Linked DNA regions of Homo sapiens: region 2 is linked to region 1. The links are chromatin contacts, found by Hi-C in ENCODE. All regions are on one chromosome and are shown on one strand. The core of a region is the stretch at or near the end of the contact, and the rest is flanking DNA. Distances in the headings are between cores, read along the strand shown.

Region 1 (5,363 bases), core at 1,038-3,537:
ATGTTTTAGTAATAGCAGATCTGCAAGTATACAAAATAAAAAGTAAACAAGAAAGTCTATCAGCCCTTTGCTGAAGGTTAACACATATAAAAGTAGTTAAAACATATTACATTATCATAACTCAAAACTTAACAGTGATAACTCCAAATGAACATGAAATCAAGCAAATACCAACAAGTTTATTTATTGTTGTTGAATTATGAGCTGGGTGGCTTTATTCAGAAACACAAATTTCAAAGTAAGATTTCTGTTTTACCCAGTGCCAATTTTAAGCAAACAAGGAAAAGTAAACACATCAAAGGACAGTGATATGTGATTACTTCGAATACATCTTAATTAAAATGCATCATCTTGTCTTTGAAGTTTTCAAATATTCTTCGAACTGTTTTCAACTCAGATGCTAGGGTGATAATCACATTGCAGTAACCAGTGAATGAACAAAATAACAAACTTCCCAATTAACTTTTAGGGAGTAAATAATGTTTATCAAATGCATATAATTGGCATGGGCACAAGAGGCATAACGTAAGAGACTATGGACGATAAATTCATATACGAGCAGCTGAAGAACAAGTTTTTTTCTACAGTGTCACTATGTAAAGTACCCATAAACCTATTTTAAATGTATATATCATTATTGTTTTGCAAAATTTCTAATGAGCTGCAAACAACCCACGTGCATATGAAAATCTTCATAATTATCTTTTTGAATGCAAAGACGTCTAGCTTACCTTTTAGAATTCGATGCTATATCACATAAAACTAAACTGCTCTCTTTGAGCATTTCCCAAAATTCCAGCAAAGAACTGGGGATTCTTTCTATAATTACAAATCTTATAGAAATTACACATCTTATAGTATCCTAATCTGCTGAGTTGACCAAAGAAATACATTATTATCATTATAACACAAGTTAAAAAACAAAACAGGTTACTGCTGTTCGTATAAGACTTGTTTCTCTTTGGAAACACAAGGACAATAAAATGAAATCTCAATGAAAGATGCAGAAAAAATGAAAAATGACTGCAGGAGTCCAAGAATCCCAGGATGGGCTTGACTGGTGGTGAGTTTATACTTTGGAAGTCCTACCTAATAATTTTAAAGATCTATTCAAAATTATAATCCAAATGCTTATCATTTGGAAGATAAGTGCACATTTAATAAAGGAACACTGTAACTTGCAAAACTTTCCTAAACCACATCTTTTAAGGCAGTAAAAACTTGATACAGATGTTTTTGATTCGAGATAAGGAAATAAATTTCCTTTCCCTATTAGACAAGTAACTGTTCTTTCCCAAACTCCAGGAACCACAATATTCTTGGACTCCAGCTCCCAACACTGGTTACACATACAACCCGCAGTATCTACCTGCACTTGCCAGACTGTTACCAAAATTGAACGGAGTCGCCGAGGTAGTAGAAACACCGAAATTCCCAATATTAAAGTTCACTGCAGGATTAGCAGTTAATCCGAAACCCCCAAAATTAAACCCACTGGCGGTGGAGTTGGCAGTCTCAAGCCCACCAAATCCTGATAGGCGTGTAGGCAAAGAAACAAAATTTTAAAAAGGGGGAGAGGGAAAAAGAAAAGAAAGCAAGATAAGGATTAGAAGAATCAGCAGGAGGTTTCACAGAAGTGAACAAACCTGGTTTTGCTCCAAACAGTTTAAGAAAGCAGAGTGGGGGTGGGGTGGGGCAGATGGAAGAAGCATGACGGATAAACCCCACAGCGAGGACCACAGGGGGCCGGGGGTGGAACTAAGGGAGTCAATGGGCAGTGCCGGTGGATCCCCAGCCCTATCCTCGCCGAGTCCGGCAGCGGGAACCACGCAAGCGTTCCCGCCCATCCAGGAGGCTGAGGTGCAGAGGGGAGGGAGGTTCTCGGGCAAGGGGAGAGGGAAGCAACCTCCAATTTCTCTGAGTAGGACTCCCCGGCAGCGGGAAGCGAACCGCTCAAGCCAGGGCCCTGTGGAAACTCACGCGCGGCAAGCGAGCTTCTAGTGGGACCCCGAGTACCCCCGTGGCCTCCTCGGGTGCCGCCTCGGCCCACTCTGCCGCCGCCCGCCCTTTTCCAATGCCTCTAAAGTCTCCGCGTCGGCGGGAGATTCCAGGATCCCCAGGTCGGAGAGTCTCGGACAGAGGGGGCGGACCAGACCCTTCCCCTTCTTCCCGGGTGAAGGTCTAGGGGGATCACTCACCCGCGGGGGCCGCGGTGGCTGCAGCGGTACCGGAGGTGCCCGAGGGAGCCCCAAAATTGAAGGCCATGTCGCGAAAGCAGGAGACCAAGTAGGTTACTCCTGCGACGCGCAGCGCGCTCCCCTTCTCAGTCCGGCCGGGAAACCGCCAGTCAGATCACCGAGTTCCGCCTCCTTTCTGACCTAGCCTAAGAGGCCGGAAGGCGCCAAGGGCGTAGGAGGTGGGTGGTTGTGAGGGAACGCCCCCAGCCAGCTCACTTCCGGTGGGCTTCACATGCTGTGGGGTGTCACTGTTAAGGTAAAATGCTGGGACGCTCGCGAGGGTGTGCCGCCTGAGAGTCCTTTAAAAACTGCCGTAGGGAGGTTCTTTGGGAAAGGTGTGCAGAGGCTGAAGTTGTTACTGTAGGGATACGCGGTAGACAGCTAGAATTTGTATGTGGTAGGGTTGAAGTTGCTGCCTCATCAACTAGCGGGCCTGGGAGGTCGGGCAGCAGGGCTGGGGTTGAGAACCCCCCCAACACCCACGAGGAGGTGGTATTTGAACCCAGTGCTGAAGGATGAGTAGACGGAGCAGAAGCAGTAAAGAGGATGCACGTTGGAAGAAATGAAAGCGAATGGAATTGTAGCAAACACGTTGCGTTTACTATGTGCCAGGCACTCTTCTAGACATTTTACATAATTTAATCAGCTATCTTATGAGGTGGGTTGCTGCTATCTCCAATTTATAAAAGAGGAAACAGGTACCAAAGGGTCAGGCTGTTTACAGAGTAAATACTCCTAACCACAGCTCTAAGGGGAGCACTGAAAAAGAGGGGAAGAGTGGGCCCCCTCTGTTGTACTTGTAATATAATTTAATCCTCAGAATAAATAAATAGAGAAGATTCTGTAACTGTATTTTGCAGGTGAGATGAGAGAATTGAGGTTTGGAGTTGTTAAGCAGCTTGCCCAAAGTCACCTTGCAGGTAGGTTCTGGAGTCTGGTTTTGGACTCATGTTTCTCCACTCCAGAGTCCCAATTTGTAAAAATTACCATTATATTATATTGCCTTGTAAATTATGGTAAGGATTTCAGACTATTTCTTGAGGGTAATGGGAAACCTTTAAGGGGTTTTAGGCAGAGGACTAGTATGACTAGAATTTTGTTTTTAGAAGATCCCTCTGGCTGCCATAAGGAGAATGGATTGGAAGGAGCCAGAATGCCTGAGGAAGATAGAGCTTTTAGGAGTCTGTTGTAGTTGCACAGGTAGGAGATGATAATGACTTGGATTACATCTGGCAGTGGAATTAGGAGAATAAATTTGAGAGATACTTAAGAAATAGCATATATGAGACTCGTAGTATTTGGACGTGGGAAGTAAGGATTCAAGGACAACCTCCTGCTTTCTGGCTTGGGCAAGTTGGTGAATGGTGGACCCGTGTCTGACTCCTACAAACTGAGTATGCTCTCATACCCACTGCCCTGCCTTCTTTCACTGTTTGTCACAGATAATTTATCAATCTAATTTTTCCTTACAATAGTATATATTCCATAAGTGCAAGAACCATGTCCCTCTTGTTCCATGCCCATCACAAGTGCCTGGCATATAACAGGGGGAAATAAATAATGAATGAATGACAGATAGGTGGAAACCAGATCTTGAAAGACCTTCCTTAGCATGTTAAGGAGCTTTGATTTACCAGCAGTTTGTCCAGCTGCGGCCCACAGGCCACATGTGGCTCATGGCTTAGGATGGCTTTGAATGCAGCCCAACACAAATTCGTAAACTTTATTGAAACATTGTGAGGTTTTTTGCGATTTTTTTTAAAGCTCATCAGCTATTGTTAGTGTATTTTATGTGTGGCCCAAGACAATTCTTCTTCTTCCAGTGTGGCCCAAGGAAGCCAAAAGATTGGACACCCCTGATTTAGCACATAGCCTAACGCTTAAGTACTTAGCTTACCTTAAAAAAACAAACAACCATTCTTCTTCTTCCAGCGTGGCCCAGGGAAGCCAAAAGATTGGACACCCCTGATTTAGCACATTGTCTAATGGCTAAGTACTCAGCTTACCTTAAAAAAACAAACAGCCCTCCCAGTCTAGCAGAAAGGAAAACCAATGATTAATTTATGGAATCTGCCAGAAGCTCAGGAATTGGAGATATCACGTATCTTCATAAGTTGGGGTAAAGGGAAGTTAAAATGAGAGGAACTGGTTGAAAGTCTATTTAAGAAGCAGTTAGAGCTCCCCAAATCCTCTTCTGACCTCGTGCAGCCAAGTGAATGCTTCTTCCCCACTCTAGAAAAATAATGGAGGATTCTTCTCTACAGTGATTAAAATAGTATTTGCCAGGCACAGTGGCACCAGCCTATAGTCCCATCTACTCGGAAAGCTGATGTGGGAGGATTGCTTGAGCCTAGGAGTTCAGCCAGCCTGGGCAACACAGTGGGGACTCCCCCCCACCCCCCGTCAGTGTAAAAAAAAAAAAAATAGTAGTGTCTCTGGACTTGGGGGCACCAGACATTATTGAGAGTGGGTAGTGCCCTACTGAATGGTGGAAGACTGAGTGGAAATGCATGCCTATACACACCTTCCCCTACTGCTCCCAGAACATTGGCAGCCAGGCCTTCGCCCTCCAGGAAGATATAGGAGAATTTTTTATGGGTGAAATGACCAGTATCAAAGAAAAGACAATCATCTGACATCAGAAATCTCTAAATAAATGATTTAGCCACATGACATTATAGCAGTGGTTCTCAACTGGTGCCAATTTTCTACTTCTCCCATCCCCTGGCACATCTGGCAGTGTCTACAGACAGTTTTGGTGGTTGCAATTGGGAAGATCTTACAGGCATCTATTGAGTAGAAGTTGAAGATGCTGCAAAATACTCTAGGACAGACTCCCTTCCTACCCAAACAAAAAATTACCTGGCCCCAAATACCACTATTACAGAGTTTGAGAAATCCTGCTTTATAATAAAGCTCACACTTTGCAAGCCTCACTAAGGCACTCAGAACTTCCATTCAGCTTTTAAGTCCCACTCTTATATATGAGTAGACCAGCAAGGATTACCAAGCTGAGGAGAGCCTTTAACACAATGTATAGAGGTCAAAACAAATAGAGCAGCAAAAGCAGCTTGGAGGAAACTAACTGCAAGGAGAATAAAACTTTTAAAAAGTGAACATATCCGC
Region 2 (5,363 bases), core at 1,323-3,822, 1.0 Mb after region 1:
AGGTAGTAGAGTTGGGAATTAAACCCAGGTTTTTCTGTCTACCTGTAAAGTCTGTGTTCTTGACCACTATTTACCCAGTCTTCCATAGTAGGTGTTTTAAATTTTTGAGAAAGTTTTTTGTCTTTTTTTTTTTTTTTATTTTAATGGAGTCTCGCTCGCTCTGTTGCCCAGGCTGGAGTGCAATGGCATGATCTCAGTTCACTGCTTGAACCTCCTGGGTTCAAGCAATTCTCCTGCCTCAGCCTCCCAAGTAGCTGGGACTACAGGCGCCTGCCACCATGACCGGCTAATTTTTTTTGTATTTTTAGTAGAGACGGGGTTTCACCATGTTGCCTATGGCTGGTCTCCAACTCCTGGCCTCAAGTGATCCACTCCCCTTGGCCTCCCAAGGTGTTGGCATTACAGGCGTGAGCCACCGCACCCGGCCGAAAGGTTTTTTTAAACAGTTCTTCTCCAGCATGTTTGGCAATTTTGTTGATTCTATCTGGCTACCCTAAAGGAAGAGTATCTATCTCCTTTCTCCTGACTACAAGTATGTGAACACTCAAGATGAAAGAAGGGGACTAGCATCAGTAAATTCCCGGAAAGCACTGGTGACAGTCGCAGGAATAAACTAGGTCAATTTGTGTCTCATTGTCCATTGACCTATTGCCTTAGACTTGGTTAGATCTCAGTGTGATTCCAGCTGGCCTCTCAGCTTCTCTTCTTTTCATCCTCACATCTATCCTCCAATGGGATTCATGTAGCTAAACTTGCAGCTTTTCAAAAACTTTTGCTCTAAATACCTCTAATAATGGATAAGTGCCTCTGGAAACTCTGGGGAAGGTAGAGTTTAAAGCAGTCTGTGATAAGCATAAGATTTCTTTGAAGGCTCATGTTTTCTTAAGATTTCATGCAAATTTTACAATGTATTTCCTTTTTTTAAATTTTAAATCAATGTTTTATCTAGGAATGATTTTAGATTTACATAAAAATTGAGGGATAGTAAAGTGAATAACATATTCTCTTCACCTAGTTTCCCCTAATGTTAACATCTAATGTAACCACAGTACATTTGTCAAAACGAAAAGATTAACATTCGTATATTGCTAAGAACTCCAAACTTATTTGGATTTCACCAGTTTTTTTTTTTCACTAATATAGATTTTTTTGTTGTTGTTGTTCCAGAATCCCATCCAGGGTATGACATTGAACTTACTCATCACGTCTCTATAGTGTCTTCTGGTATGTAATACTTTCTCAGTCTTTCTTTATTTCCATAACCTTGATTAACTGTTTTGAAGATTACTGGTCAGCATTTTGTAGAATGGCTGTCAGTTTGACTTTGATGTTTTTCTTATGATTATGTTAGGGGTATGGGGTTTGAAGAAGCATACCATGGGAGCGAAGTGCTCTTCTCATCATATCAGGGGGTACATAATAGCAACATGGTTTATCTTTGATCATATTAATCTGGATCACTTGGTTAAGATAGTGCCTGCGAGGTTTCTTTTTTTGAGATGGAGTCTTGCTCTATCGCCCAGGCTGGACTGCAGTGGCGCGATCGTGGCTAACTGCAAGCTCCGCCTCCCGGGTTCACGCCTTTCTCTTGCCTCAGCCTCCCGAGTAGCTGGGACTACAGGGGCCCGCCACCATGCCCGGCTAATTTTTTGTATTTTTAGTAGAGACGGGGTTTCACCGTGTTGACCAGGATGATCTCAATCTCCTGACCTCGTGATCCGCCCACGTAGGCCTCCTAAAGTGCTGGGATTACAGGCGTGAGCCACCGCGCCCGGCTGAGGTTTCTGTACTATACAGTTATTACTTTTCCCTTCGTCTACTCTGTTCTTTGGAAGGGATTCTCTAAAACTTGCTCAGACTCAAGGAACGGGTGTGGTGATTAAACTCCACCTCCTGGAGTGGGGAGTTACATATATTATTTGAACTTTTTCTGCAAGAAAGATTTATCTCTTTTCCCATTCATTTATTTATATTGGTTTGGATTACTATTGTCTTAATATAAAATAAATCTTTTTATCCCCAAATGTACAAGTGGAATGACTTTCCAGAAACATGTGAGTCCTGAGGATACTCATACTTTCTAGCCCGCCGTTTGCGAAGCACAGACAAAACCCAAAGCCTCACTGGGTTACTTCCTTGCTTCCATTGAGTCATCCTCCTCAATAATACTTGTGAATGAACGAATAAATGCATAACACGCACAGGTGAGCGATGAGAAATACCAGCGTTGTCTGACGGTAAGGATATTTGTGTTCAACACCAGTGTCTGACCAAATAGCTACTCATATTTCTTCTGAAATTCTTTAGGGCACACTAAACATCTTCCATGTTGTCTAAGTGCTGGAAGGGAAATTGATTCAGCCACTTTTTGAAGGTGACTCTAAATTATTCTCTCAAAATACTCAACAGCCTTTACAATGTAGTTAAAAAAAAAAAGCGGGTGGAGGGGAGAAATGCCTGTCTAAAGTAGGAAGCCCCAAGAGAAAGCCCTGGGGCGTCCAGAGGCTTGGTTTCACCTGGCAGCCGTCTGGGACCAATTGCGGAGTTGAAGTAGCTCCTACGCTTTCTCATTGGTCCTCACCCAGGGGGAAGGCGTGGCTTCAAGTGTAAAAGGCGAGGAAGCCTGGCGGGGCTGTGGGTTGTTCCGCTGGTGGATGGTTTGGGGTTGGTCGGGCGGGGTTTCTTCCAAAGCTTTGTAGGCCTGCGAGGTACTAAGAAGTTCTCTGGTGGCTGGAGGGGTGGGTGGAAAGGACCAAGCTCTTGGTAATTCTCAAGGGGGAACTTTGGTTAGCTTGCTTTAGAAGTGAAAGATGAACGAAGAAAAAAGCGAGGGCACTTAAGCGGACTAAGGAACTCGAAAGAAGGGGAACTAGGCGTTGTGTGTGGGCAGAAAATACCTCCTAGGAGGTCACAGCAACTCCCTGAAGTCGTTTTTAGCAGGCTTGCCTCTTCCAGTTACTGTGCTTTCTTAGAGTTTGTTCTTTTAGAAGCTTAAGATACAATCTTGAATTGAGGTTTCTTCTCTCATGCTCAAGCCTTACTTGCTGAGAAGGCTCCTGTCTCTTGACTTCTGTTTAATCTCTACCATAGACTTTAGCAAAGCCACTCTTATAGCTAACTTACTGAAGTTACGTAAACTCCAAGAGAAATACACGGGTTTAGAGGTTCTACGTTTAAAGCAAGCGCAGCAATCTTTAGAACTTCCTTTTAGCTATTTGGAATCCCAAAGTCTCTATTAAACACCTGTCTGGAGTAATGGTGGAAAGTGACTAAAAAGCTAGCTTCTCATCTCTTCAGAGACTAAAAATTAGATCCACTTCGATGAAAACCATAAGAAAATGTAGATCAACTTTGAATTAGTTTTTTTTTGAGGGTAGGAAACGTCCCTTTGTGACCTATTAGTAAAAAAAACTAAAATGAACTTCAAGCATGTGGCTTTTAAGACTCCTTACTAGGAAGTTAGGATCTTAATCATATTCAGCAGAAAGCAGCTGTCTGCCTCGAAGACACGCAACCTGTGGGCTGCAACTGACCTTCCACCTGGTTGTGGAGGTGGGAGACTCGTTGACTGGCAAGCCTCAGGTAATGTCAGACTGACACACCTGAAAGCACTTCTGATAGCAGTTAGAAACTTAGTAGTTGAAACAGGAAATTTCATCTAGTTGAACAGATCGTTAGCATTGAGAATGGACACTTCCTTTAGGCTTACTAGGAAAGGCAAACCATCTGTCATGGAAAAGATAAAGTGGCATCTTAGTGACAGACTCAAAAGTACACAGCATGATGGATATGTTCATTATCTTGACTGACAATTTCACAGGTGCGATGGTAGCAAGTTACATAGCTTAAATATCGTAATTCTTGCGTGCCAGCTACAGAAAAGTGCTTTTTAAAACCATGTCCAGTCATGTAGGTCCACCTGCCTTAACCTGAACAAGGGTGAATAAATACATGGGTAGGGACATGAAGCACTCTCCCCTCATCCCCATCAGCATGGAGTTACTTTCTTCACACTGTCCTTACAAAGCAGGGTTCAAGGAGAAGAGCAGAGTTCTTTCCTTCATGTAGATAATCTGATCAAGGGATGTGTCTCCCAGGCTGACAATCCACTTGACAAAGAGTCACTTGACAGGTCTGGGATCTCGAAGCCCAAGGCTTTCCAACACTGTTAGTTAAGTGCTGTAATTAGAGCTGGGGTGCTGGGGCAGGGAAGGCTCCTGCAGGATGGTCAAGGATGGGAATAGGTGGCCTTGTTTTTCCACAGTTGCTTAACATTAAAAACTAGTCTTCTGATTAGTCATCCTGTAGCATTCTCACCTGTACTTGTGTCCTTTTACTGATAGCAAAACTTTCTCTGCTTTTATAGACTCCAGAAGCTAATACAGCAGTGACTTAGTCCTGCCAAATAAGAATTTGGTCAAATTTAAGTGCATGGTACGGATGCCTTATCTCCCTAATCCTTTTCCCGTTTTTGTAAACTTCAACCACTATAAAAGCCGAGGGAAACAAAAACTAACTTTACATAAACAACTTTACTTCAAAACTAATACTCTGGGCTGGGTGAGGTGGCTCACGCTTGTAATCCCAGCACTTTGGGAGGCTGAGGCGGGTGGATTGCCTGAGGTCAGGAGTTCAAGACCAGCCTGGCCAACATGGCGAAAACCCTATCTCTACTAAAAATACAAAAATTAGCTGGGCGTGGTGGCAGGTGCCTGTAATCCCAGTTACTCTGGAGGCTGAGGCAGGAGAATCATCTCTTGAACCTGGGAGACAGAGGTTGCAATGGGCCGAGATTGCACCATTGCACTCCAGCCTGGGTGACAAGAGCAAAACTCCGTCTCAAAGAAAAAAACCAAAAATCCAAACTAATACTGATAGATCACTGGGTCTTCAGGACTTTTCACCTAGGCTAACAGTAAAGACACTGGAAAGTTCATCTTTCCCACCTCAGGCAGAGCAAAATATCTACTACCGACCCAATTAACTATAGTTTCAACTGCAGGTGAGTCCTATGGAACTGATGTCTATATGTAGGTGTTATTGCATAGGCTTCTGGGGCATGCCACATAGTTCTAGAAAAACTCACATGGCTTAGGAGACAAGTTTAAAGTTATGGCTGGAGAGCAAGGTAGAAGGGGCTGAAACATCTCAAATATCAACTTCCTTTTAGAACAAGATGTGGAGTAGTGCAGGATTTGTCAATGGCACTCCCGCCATTCCTAAGGCTGCTTATGTACTTCTGAGCTTTGGCCTGATGCGTGTTTGTCTGTCTTGCAACTGGCCTCACTCCAATCTGAACTCCTGATGTCTCTTAAAGCTTGCCTGAGAACCCAGCTTTTTAGTAGCTCAAATCCTTACTATCC

What was found. A loop is a pair of places that touch in the nucleus more often than their neighbours do. Pooled maps may share reads with other maps.
Region 2: a loop to region 1 is called in a pooled map, with 4 times the contacts of the local background. The contact joins the enhancer-like site here to the promoter of NUP54 in region 1. A Hi-C loop is called at or near these places in 5 of 50 pooled maps.

The regions. Positions count from the first base shown.
Region 1 is chr4:76,146,110-76,151,472 of GRCh38, forward strand. NUP54 (nucleoporin 54) reads right to left here and starts at 2,288. Exons shown (of 12, transcript NM_017426.4): 1 at 2,199-2,288. The coding sequence starts at 2,265. It overlaps LOC124900718 (a long non-coding RNA gene), which reads left to right and starts at 2,440. Exons shown (of 2, transcript XR_007058144.1): 1 at 2,440-2,493; 2 at 3,098-5,363. RefSeq lists an enhancer at 2,238-2,397.
Region 2 is chr4:77,191,044-77,196,406 of GRCh38, forward strand. LOC107986292 (a long non-coding RNA gene) reads left to right here. Exons shown (of 4, transcript XR_001741742.1): 4 at 1,168-1,530. Among named protein-coding and RNA genes, the nearest start is that of CCNG2, 37 kb to the left of the region's middle. RefSeq lists an enhancer at 2,812-2,861. Within about 2 kb of position 2,573, at least 7 of the 41 ENCODE cell types and tissues checked have a DNase peak (open chromatin) inside an H3K27ac peak, as active enhancers do.